2 separate regions of the Homo sapiens genome follow, and region 1 is linked to region 2. The links are chromatin contacts, found by Hi-C or POLR2A ChIA-PET in ENCODE. All regions are on one chromosome and are shown on one strand. The core of a region is the stretch at or near the end of the contact, and the rest is flanking DNA. Distances in the headings are between cores, read along the strand shown.

Evidence for each region. A loop is a pair of places that touch in the nucleus more often than their neighbours do. ChIA-PET counts read pairs that join two places held with the same protein, here RNA polymerase II (POLR2A).
Region 1: a map of chondrocyte shows a loop between it and region 2 (2.9-fold over the local background). The contact joins two enhancer-like sites. A Hi-C loop is called at or near these places in 1 of 168 maps with a recorded cell type or tissue (chondrocyte). POLR2A ChIA-PET finds 5 or more read pairs at or near these places in 1 of 52 experiments (RWPE1).

The regions. Positions count from the first base shown.
Region 1 is chr13:109,381,193-109,387,383 of GRCh38, reverse strand. No RefSeq gene overlaps it. Among named protein-coding and RNA genes, the nearest start is that of LINC00399, 16 kb to the left of the region's middle. Within about 2 kb of position 3,528, at least 3 of the 41 ENCODE cell types and tissues checked have a DNase peak (open chromatin) inside an H3K27ac peak, as active enhancers do.
Region 2 is chr13:109,179,205-109,185,006 of GRCh38, reverse strand. It overlaps MYO16 (myosin XVI), which reads right to left. Exons shown (of 35, transcript NM_001198950.3): 34 at 5,374-5,465. It overlaps LOC124903207 (a long non-coding RNA gene), which reads left to right. Exons shown (of 2, transcript XR_007063864.1): 2 at 1-3,218. Among named protein-coding and RNA genes, the nearest start is that of MYO16-AS1, 15 kb to the right of the region's middle. Within about 2 kb of position 3,911, at least 2 of the 41 ENCODE cell types and tissues checked have a DNase peak (open chromatin) inside an H3K27ac peak, as active enhancers do.

The DNA.
Region 1 (6,191 bases), core at 2,279-4,778, 200 kb before region 2:
ACAACATTGTCTTCCTTCTCTTTCTTGAAGGTAGGCACCTGAGTGTTTAATATAGGAAGGTGTTATAAACTTAACTACATGCTATAACGAAGCCTTCATTTGAGAAACCAAAAAGAAGGAAATTAGACTTCATGAGAAAACTTAGAAAACAGTCTTTATCATTTTATCCCAGTTCATACTTATGAGAAGTACCTAAAATATTGAGTAAACTTGAGGATATATCACTGAATCCTGAATTAAGCATTTGCAACATCAGTGAAGAAAAACTGGTTCAATGACGTGAACCCATGAAAGGGCACAAGGAGAAGTAGGAGAAAATTCACTCTGATCTGAAAGTGAAGTGGTAGGAAAAAATCTTGGCAAGATTTTAGGTTTGGTAAACTATTTTTAAACCGTTTCATCGAGGTTTGATTGACATGGAAAGCTGTATATATTTAATATATACAACTCTCTGAGTTTGGGGATAACTAACCATCTGTGAGGCTAATTTGGCAAAATATTTTGAATATTTGGAGAAATATTCAAACCATGAGTGTATGTCGACACCCAACCCACTCTATGAGAAGAAAAATATAGATTTACTCTTTAACAGGTTGATTGAAATATGAATCACGTATAATAAATGGCACATAACTAGGGTGTGCAAGTGGATAAGCTTTGGCATATGTGCACACCAATAGGCCCTTCTGCACTGAAGGAAATGCATAACCCAGTCCCCCAGCTGTTCCTCTCACCCCTTTGTAATCTCTCCTGCCCTGCCTCTGCTCAACCCCTTCCCCAGGCAACTACTGTTCAGCTTTCTGTCACCACTGATTACTTTGCATGTTCTGGAATTATATATAAATGGAGTAATGTCATGCATGGTCGTTTTTGCCTGGCTGCTTTTTCCCCACAGAATTATTTTAAGATCCATTCATGTTTTGGTGGCAAACATTCATTCCCTGTCATTGCTGAGTAGTATTCCACCAAAGCGATTAATTTTTAAACAGATATTGTGTCTCTTAAATTCATATTTATTAAGGCTCCATAAGAGAAAAAAAATGATTCCTGTAACAGTATGAGCTCTTTTCTCCCTCCACCAAGTCAATGAATTTTTCTGTGACATCGTTGCTTCTTATGATTTGAAGAAGCGCTGTTTACCGCATGTCTTACTCTTAACGCTGAGATGCTACGAGGAAGGCAAAACACAAGCACTAATCCACCTTTAGCTGGCCTTTAATTTACGCTACTTTCCACGATGTACACAGTTTATCCCAGGCTGAGCCTCTGTCTCTTCCCTTGCGGGGCCAGCAAGAAATGCGTTAACACTATGGGTGAGGCGCTGGCATCATTATAACCACAGGAGGATGTGAAACGTGTCTTAGCCAGAATTAATAGCAGCAACAGCCAATTCAAATATGGAAGAATGTTTATGGCTAGGAAATGGTAAGATAATAAGAGTTGGTCTTTATTAAACCGTATGTGTCTGGTATTACGCTATCTAATTTGTTTGCAGTCATTATTTTTCACTCAATTCTCCCAACACTGTACATACAACTTCCAAGTTTACATCAGGGTTATTTCCCTTAACATAGAGTGTGCGCATTTTCAGTGTCACTAACAAATTCTTAGTAATCATTATTTATAATAGAGACAACACTTATAGCCAGGAAAAAGAAAAGGACAAATTAATAGAATTTTGGTTTCTATAAAATCCCCTGTGACATACCTTATAAAGCCAAGTAAAAACCAAGCAACCATTCTGGGGAGATCTGACCCAGGGAAGCTGAGCCAGGGAACGCAGAAGGCCACATACATTAGAGGAGCCCACTCTGGTCCTTGACCGAGGCGGTGCGTGTGATCTGTGTATTTGCAACAGTTACAGGGTCCAGAGCAGTAAAGAGAGTACAGGAGCTGCCAACCACCATTATACCCTGTGTGGTTCCCCAGCATCCTGGGAACTTGGCCAACTCATAGCAATTGCTCACCCCGAATGAGACCATGAGGCCCCCACTTCCCCTGGCCTGAATAGTTCAGGCTGCCTTGGGTTTGTGGGCGTCCGCATCAGGAAGATATCTGGTCCTCCTGTATTGTGTCATTAAACACTCCCAGGAACTGAAGGAATGCTATTGATTTGGATCATCTATTCCCCGCAGGAGTTTTAAAACTTCCTATGAGGCCACAAAGGAATCCATATAAAAGTTTATTTTGTGAGAAGAGAGACAGTGTCTTTTCATTCTGCCTTGAGGATGTGCATGGTGCTAGCACAGCAGAGGCATTGCAGACTTGTTAGAAAACTTCAAAAGCTGGGTGTGGTGGCTCACGCTTGTAATTCCAGCACTTTAGGAGGCCGAGGTGGGCGGATCACCTGAGGTCAGGAGTTCAAGACCAGCCTGGCCAACATGGTGAAACCCCCTCTCTAGTAAAAATAAACCTGGCACCTGGTACCTTTAGTCCCAGCTACTTAGGAGGCTGAGGCAGGAGAATCACTTGAACCTGGGAGGCAGAGGTTGCAGTGAGCCGAGATTGCAACATTGCATTCCAGCCTGAGTGAGAGAGTGAAACTCTGTCTCAAAGAAAAAAAAAAAAAAAAAACAGAACAGAAAAGAAAACTTCAGACAAGTTAAATTTGATAGAGTTTAATTGAGAAAAAAAAAAAAGAAATGATTCACGAATCAGGCAGCCTCCAGAATCACAACAGATGTGGAGAGACTCCAGCAGTGCCTTGTGGTCAGAACAAATTCATAGACAAAAAAAGTAAAGTGACGTACAGGAATTGGCAGTGAGGTACAGAAACTGTGAGTTTGGTTGCACCTTGGCATTTGCCTTATTTGAAGACAGTTTGAACACTCAGCAGTCTGTGAGTGGTTGAAGTATAGCCGCTGGGATTGGCCAACACTCAGCTATTGTTACAGGTGCATACTATTATGTTTGGTTTTCAATCTTGTCTGCCTATTAAGCTAGGTTACTGTTCCGTCATGAGGACTCAAATATAGAGGTAGGAGTCCTTCTCAGGCCATCTTCAGTTTGCTTTAACAAGACAAATCCTCACATGGACTGGAGTCTGCAAATGGCAGCAGGCACCTCCGAGGCCCAGGTCAGGCTTCCATCAAAAGGGAAAAAGTCTCAGGTCTACTCTATGCCGATATGTGCTACAAGGAAATAATAATACTCCAAGCTGTATCCAAGGCTTCAATTGCCTCTACCTCTTCCTTGCAAATTATTTAAACTGCTTATCTTAATCCCTGAATGGTGAATTTACTAGCTCTGATAACAGATCGCTTACACATTTAGAGAGTTGAGTTTAGCCCCCAAGGTCCTTGCTGTAGTTGTACTTATTTGTTTGTTTTTGTTTTGTTTTATCTCTAGCTAGAATCTACCTGCCTAGAATTGACACCCATTGGTCTAGGTTTCATGCCTTTGGGTTGTATAAAATGTGTGTGGTCTAACTTCTTGCTTCATTATTAGGCTATGCATTCTGGGTCTCATTTCCCACTGCCACAGTTCTGTTTCCTTTCAGTATATGAGTCACTTCTCCCTGAAATCGCCTGGGGTTTTCTAACATATCTTTGGAATGTGATGTCCTGCATTGTATGCTCCAGCAGGGAGGGCTGCCCCCCTGTTACTGCCCAGGTGAGAAATGGGTGCATTCCAGGGTCTGCAGTAAGACTCATCCTATGAGACAGGTACTTCCCACCATCATCTACCCAGTCCTCCCAACCATCCTATGAGATAGGTACTTCCCACCATCATCTACCCAATCCTCCCAACCATCCTATGAGACAGGTACTTCCCACCATCATCTACCCAATCCTCCCAACCATCCTATGAGACAGGTACTTCCCACCATCATCTACCCAATCCTCCCAACCATCCTATGAGACAGGTACTTCCCACCATCTACCCAATCCTCCCAACCATCCTATGAGACAGGTACTTCCCACCATCATCTACCCAATCCTCCCAACCATCCTATGAGATAGGTACTTCCCACCATCATCTACCCAATCCTCCCAACCATCCTATGAGATAGGTACTTCCCACCATCATCTACCCAATCCTCCCAACCATCCTATGAGATAGGTACTTCCCACCATCATCTACCCAATCCTCCCAACCATCCTATGAGATAGGTACTTCCCACCATCATCTACCCAATCCTCCCAACCATCCTATGAGATAGGTACTTCCCACCATCATCTACCCAATCCTCCCAACCATCCTATGAGATAGGTACTGTCATTTTTTCTTTAGCAACAGTGATGCTGAGGCCACGTGACTTAAGTGGAACAGTGTTGAGCCTGGCTTTCTGATTCTTCAACCTCTCTTACAATTCTTCTCTTCCTTAATATCCTTTTTCTTGTATTTTCTCCTTTCTAATGGATTCTTTGCTCAGCTCTCCACTTTTAGTCACGTTTTGTTAACAATCATCTTCTCCACTCTTTTTTCTTTCTGGTCTCACAGAAATATGAAAAGATGTTCATTTTTCACAGCTCTACTCCACAGTCCATGGTGATAACCCACCATATATATATATATATATATATATATATGTGTGTGTGTGTGTGTGTGTGTGTGTGTGTGTGTGTATATATATGTGTATATATATATGTGTATATATATATGTGTGTATATATATATGTGTATATATATATGTGTATATATATATGTGTATATATATATGTGTATATATATATGTGTATGTGTGTGTGTGTGTATATATATATATATATATATATATATATATATATTTAGAGTCTCACTCTGTCACCAGGCTGGAGTGCAGTGGCGCAATCTTGGCTGACTGCAACCTCCGCCTCTTGGGTCCAAGTGATTCTTCTGCCTCAGCCTCCTAAGTAGCTGAGACTACAGGTGTGCACCACCACACCCAGGTAATTTTTGTATTTTTAGTAGAGATGGGGTTTCACCATATTGGCCAGGATGGTCTCGATCTCTTGACCTCGTTATCCACCCGCCTCGGCCTCGCAAAATGCTGGGATTACAGGTGTGAGCCACCAGCCTATACTTTTTAGCAGTGAACGGAACCTTTAGCTGACTCAGGCACCGCCCTGTTTGTCTCAGCAAACTTACAGGAGTTTGCATTGGGGTTGCTTAGGCCAAGGGATGGGGAAGAGCTGCAGGGAGTGAAGAGCAGAGTCAGATGTTATGGGCTTTTGGGGGCAGAAAAAAGGATATTATGTACCTAAAGAGGGGTGCCTTTTCCTGGGACAGGGAGCGGTTTTTGATTTACAGAGGGAAATGTTGAACAAAGACTGCATTCTTCTGGTTGCATAGGAATACTTTAAAGCCCACATTCAGTTCTTACCACAGCCACCCAAGCAATCTGGAATCTCACACAAACGTGCCTTCTAGACAGGAAGTTTTTATGAACATTTTAGAGAAGACAACAAAAACAAGAACAAAAACGAGAACGGCTGGCTGAGTCAGAATCTCAAAAATCTCAAGATTCTCATGCATTTTGAGAACTTGTTAAACAATATGAATATTCTCCTTGGTAAGTCAGTTAGAAAAACTCACTCTTTTGAACAATAATGCTCTGTTTTTCTCCAGTTGGGGAACTGAAATAATGGAGAAAGTCTCTGCTCTTAATTTCTCTAACCAGATGGAATTTAAAAAGCATGTGGTTCGAGTCATCATTGGGAAAACATGACAAAGATTATGGAACACACATGAATTCCAACTTGCTGGGCACCCACACATTTTCCTTCATTCTTTGAAGAATTGCTAAAATCAGCCATCAAGAACAGTAAACACCAATACTTTGCCTTGAGAGGAATTAGGGGTTTGAGCTAAAATATCTAAAAGACTTGAAATCTGTAATTAAACATAGACTTGGTTTTAAGTTTCCTAATCCTCTCTTTATCATCAACATTCTGCAATAAATTCTTTCTAAACTTCCCCACCTCAGTTTACTAGTTTAGCTCTCTGATGCAATAATCTCCACAAACAATCGTTTTTGCTCAGTTACTTTTCATTAATTTATGGTTTTTCCAGTTTTAGTCTTAACTGGAATAAATGAACATATGACTTTAATTTAACCTATATTTCCTTGCACTTAGAAACAAAAGTGAATAATATTATGTATGCATGTATGTATGCATTTATTTATTCTCAATCCCAAAGACCTCACCAATTTGATGAGGGAGGTTAAGCAAAATGAAACAAAAACATTCTCACCCTTTTACTGTACC
Region 2 (5,802 bases), core at 2,662-5,161:
GGTCAGGAGTTTGAGACCAGCCTGACCAACATGGTGAAACCCCGTCTCTACTGAAAAAAGTATATAAAAAATTAGCCGAGCATGATGGCATGTGCCTGTAGCCCCAGCTACTCAGGAGGCTGAGGCAGGAGAATCGCTTGAACCTGGGAGGTGCAGGTTGCAGTGAGCTGAGATTGTGCCACTGCACTCCAGCCCGGGCAACAGAGTGAGGCTCCATCCATTTCAAAAAAAAAAAGAAAAAAATTAGCCAAGTGTGGTGGCACGCGCCTGTAATCCCAACTACTTGGGAGGCTGAGGCAGAAGAATCACTTGAACCTGGGAGGTGGAGGTTGCAGTGAGCCGAGATTGCGCCACTGAACTCCAGCCTGGGACAGAGGGAGACTATCTCAAACACACACACAAACAAAAAAAAACATAGTCACTACTCTGACTTCTTATTTTCTCAAAATTTATGGCAATTAAATCCTCCTCACTGATAATAAATAGTGTCTTAATCAGAAAAAACTGTGCATTTATATACACTTATGTTGCATTAATAAATACAGTGCAATTTTATGATGGAAAAATACAAAATATAGGATATGTTTTTGTTTTTTATTTTCTAAATTTCTATTTATCTCTACTGGACATGACCTTTCCCTGTTGAAAATGCTGCCATTTCACACATCAACTTAATTTACTACCTTCATTTTTTGCACATAATCTGTAAGTCACGAGTGGTGAGTACGGATTCCCTGAACCTTGGCTGTGTGAAAGAGCTTTGTGTGCTAGATCTCCTTCTCTTTGTAGCTCATATATGGTTATATAAAATATATATTTATATATGTTTCCTTTTGAAAGGGTTATCTTACTTACGTTCCCTGACATATCTTTAGAATTATCGTTTAATGATTAAACTAAATATTTCCACATTTCATTATTTTATCTAACACACAATTTGTTTTAATTCCATGCTATAATATATTTCAGTCTATATAACAAATACAATGAATATAGAAAGAAGGCATTGGATTTATTTAGTGCTCTGCAACTCTTAACTTTGTTTTTATATGACATTACAAAAAGGTTTATTTGATCATTCAGTAAAGCAAACCACATAACAATTTGCTTTTTGATGTGAATCAATTGCATATTGATCTTATTATGGCTTTCATCGGCAGCTATGGCAGGAGTGAGCTGGATATTTATTAAGATCTTGGGTCCCAGATTGCCATTAGTTTATCAAAGACCATGAATGGTTTCTTACGATGAATACCTGAATATGATCAATATGCATAATAACTTTTTATGTTCTTTACAAAAACAAAAGAATATTTTTAAAAACTTGGCAAGAAATATGATAAATGCCCATAATGAAAATAAAAGAACATAAAGCACATGATATTACTGTGGAGAGCAGACTGCTGAGAAGAAGAATAAGGCATGAAGAAAAGGTGGTAGAGTTAAAATAGTAACATAAATAGAGATAGCCTATGCTTAATGAAACAATTAAACAGCTCATTTCTCAATGTCAAGTGTGGACCCCTAAACAGATGTGTAACTAGAAATTTTTATGCCAAGGGCAAGTACCAAGCATTTTTGTTTCTGCGTCCCCTTCTGCCATCATTCTGCCTTCAGGCCATCCTCCCACCTCCCTGTGACTTTCATGCTTTTGCTCTATTTATAAATCGTGGGCTTCCTGTGTCAGGTTACCTGGCCCTCTGAGTCGGCAGAGGATTGCCATCATGGCAAAAAATGCGAAGAAGTCATTCTTGGCTGGCTGATGCTGTCAGCATTCCCCCCCACCGCCGCTTAGCTTCTCACCACCGAGTTACTTCTAAAGGATTGCATCACGCCAAATAGCATAAACTTTTAAAAAAAGTAAAATCTCATAAAATGGTAAGTAGATAAATGTCATATTCTTTTCATAAATGCTGTTTAATTCCAAAGCTACTATAAAATACTATAACCTACGAAATTCTAGATTTGAGTCCTGGGAACTGCCACAAAGCTCCCTCAAGGGCCAGTGTGTGGAATTCCATGATGTCGTATCTCACAGCCAGTTTTATTCATGCCCAGTGCTTGGGAAGTGCAAAGGAACACAGCCCCATGCACAGCGCAGCAAATGTCCCAGCTTTTGCTAGTTTCAAACATTTTATGTAAAATTAATTTTCACTACTTTTATATAAAGCCATTATAGTTTTCAAATTAATAAAGTTATAATGCAGTACAACATCAACTATATTTTCTATATTTTTTTTACATAAACAACCACCGTATATTAAGGCTCCAGCCCTATCAGAAAATGTTTTGCATCTATTTTGAGAACAAATGAAGAGTTTGTACACTTAGTGAAAAAAATACTTGTTTGGATGTAAAACTTTATAGATAGTAACAATAAAATTAAATGTGTATATTAGTCAAAATTCTGATTTCTAAGCAAAGAAAACTAACCTTGGACATCTCAGGCAGGTAGAGGCTTCATTGGAAGGCTAAGGAAGGACATGAACTTCGACAAAAAGGTCTGGCGAGTGGGTGAGGTGGATTCAGGGGCTGATGGCTGGCGTGCTCTGAGCAAAGTTCTTCTCCGACTAATATTCTTCTGCTGGTGCTGCATGGAGCCACTACTGCCCAATGTCACCCCATGGAGCCAGGTCAATTGTTGTCCCTTCCATTATATGTCCCTCACTCTGCATCCATCGTAGGTAGGTTAACTGAGCCCATCTTACATGTGTTTGTCCAGCTGTCAAAGCAGGGGAGGAAGAGGGAGTCCCTTCCCTTGTATTTTCATCGTGGTAGGTGCGAAACTGAAATGTGAGACTGGCAGGAAAAAGCCAAATCACAAATGTCCATTATGGCTACTGAAGACTTTTATTTTTGAACCAAAAATTCTTTATGTTTTATGAAACAGGCCAGGTGCAGTGGCTCCCGCCTGTAATCCCAGCACTTTGGGAGGCCGAGGCGGACGGATCACTGAGGTCAGGAGTTTGAGACCAGCCTGACCAACATGATGAAACTCCATCTCTACTAAAAATACAAAATTAGCTGGGTGTGGTGGTGCACACCTGTAATCCCAGCTACTTGGGAGGCTGAGATAGGAGAATCACTTGAACCGGGAGGTGGAGGTTGCAGTGAGCTGAGATCATCCCATTGCACTCCAGCCTGGGCAACAAGAGTTAAACTCTGTCTCAAAAAAAAAAATAAAATAAAATAAATAAATAAATAAATTTTATGAAACAGTTGAATGACTCCTGCATTTCTTTTAATGGGTTATGATAAGTTCATTCTCAGAAACGGAACATATGATCTTGATTTCCATTCAAACTGTGGACTCAGTGAATTTTCCATATGATCTTTGGCAAATCACTGACTCTATTTTCTCTTTTCTTTATCTACCATAACGCCCAGACATTTTATCTTCCTTGAAGGGAGTTTATTAAAACTGCTGATGAGGCTAATGAAAATATAGACATCCTTAAAGAGAAATTTCATTTTTGGTCACCATTTAATTTTACTGCTACGTGCCCAATCTGTCCAGGACTGGATTTTATAGAATTTCTATTTAATTGCATTAGTAGAAAAGCTAAAAAGCTGGTTCCCTGCATGTGTCCATACTTCTTGTATAAATGTCACATGAGCAATAAATTCTGAAAGCCATTCAACACATAGTTTCACATAACTCTTACAGCTTCTCACCAGTAAGGAATCTGTCTCATCACGTGAGTGCCCACAATTTGCATGGAAGAAAATAAGCATGGTTTTCAGTTTCCTTGAGAAAAAGAATGTGCCCCAAGATGACTGGCAGTTCCTGCCTCATCAGGGATGTCTGCATTTGAAAACAAGGCCTCTTTGAAATCTGAGAATGGAAAATGATTCCCGATGACCTTTCTCATCTCTCTTTGATTCTTAGCCAAACACAGAGGAAAAGTCACAAAGCACCCTACTATATACACCGTCTTTCAAATGACTCCCTTTGTCTAAGAACCACATTGCAGGGGCAGGCCTGGAAAGGATGTCAGATGGCCTAGCATTGTGTTGTAATGTACAGGGGGCAGGCCTGGAAAGGATGTCAGATGGCCCAGCGTTGTGTTGTAATGTACAGGAGTCAGGCCTCCAATACAAAAATCAAACCAGTGTTCATGACCAGGAGGTTCCCCTGTGCATGATCTCAGAGGAAGCATCTGTGATGCTTACAAGGTAAAGTAGATGCATCTCTAAGGAATAGAGGGAAGATTAGGACAATCTATTATTGCAACCAATCAGCATTTTCTTTCTATTTCAGTGCCTGGATATCAGTGCAAGTGATTTCAGAAGATTGCCTACTGTAAGATTTATTCTTAAGATTCAAACTATTGATTTTTCTCACTACCTCATCAGTGTTATTTAGAAAAATCTCAGCTGATAATATGGCCATGCCTCTATAATGCTAAATATTCCAAGGAAAGCTGATCATTAGCTGTATAGTTGATTTCGTGGAAACATCTGGATACTTGGCTGAGGTTATTTTAGACTTTTATGTAGATGTTTGACATAAAAATTGTGCTGTAACTTTAGATAAAATGAGAATCCTGTTGCTAAAGCAATAGTCTGTTAATATATTGATAACAAAGTCTCTCTAATGGGTGGTTTGTGCATCACCTTGAATGCAACATTATATATTTTAAAGACAATTATTTAAAGTATATTTTAAAATTCAACATAAAAGGAAAATAAAACAGTACATTCTATAATATAAATTCTTTCACTTTCTAGAAGCACAAATGGGTTCTTTTTTTCTTCTTCTTGAAGTGATAATCTTGTTTATTTTGGTGAAATTGTTAGGAAGAGACACATAAAACATTTACATGCAATCAGTAATGCACCTCCAAACAGTTTTGTGGACTGCAATCTCATTTTGATTTTACCATGTTCTCATCATATGTCATATTTTAAATGAATGTGAATTACATGGAAATGAATGTCATAACTGAGATAAGATGCATGCCATGAAACCACAGGTGGTTCAAGCATTTTATTCCCAGGTGTGGTCACTAAGAGTCATCCTATTTTAGCCAAGGTCAAATGCATAGCAACTTCATTCAGCAGATTTAATATCATCTTCACCCGAGAATAATTTTAAAGTACCACAATATAAATTAAATCTACAATATTTCATTTAAAACTATTATGTTTTAGTTGTTTTGGACATTATTCCTTATTTTGGAAACAAGCAGAAAATTGCAGTCAGCTGAGGTGGAGAGAGAAGACCATTCAGCTGAAGGAGTGCAGGGCAGAGGTGAGAACAGCTGAGCCCTCCAGTCCACACAGAGCATCTATTGGTAACAAGTTAATGAATGCCTTGTCATAACTTAATTCCATTTGTCACTGCACATGTGAACAGACAGACATCATTACCTGAGTGGTGTGACTGTCCCTGTGTCTTTGAAATGTCGAAGTCCCTGTGCCACTTATAGACAACCGTGAGTATCCATCTTCTTCAGGTAAACCTATTGAGGTCAACACAAATCGGGAGTTAAGCAGTGTCTCCTTGTTCCAAATAAAGTAAGTCATGCACTCATTACAATAAACTAGAATTGTTATCTTTTATGAATTGAAATGATGATCCTTAAACACAAACTAAATACTAAATTTTGCAATGAAACATGGGCATGCACAGTATTGTGGCAGCTTCATTTAGGAAAAGAGGGCATATCCTGCCAAAGGAGATACAATGATAATAAGGAGATATGTGATAATAGCACAAAAGTGAGCAGATAAGTATTGGAGGGGAGAAGGGAAACTTCTAGAGACTGAAAAGGTTTGAAGAAGCATACGGGGTCAGTG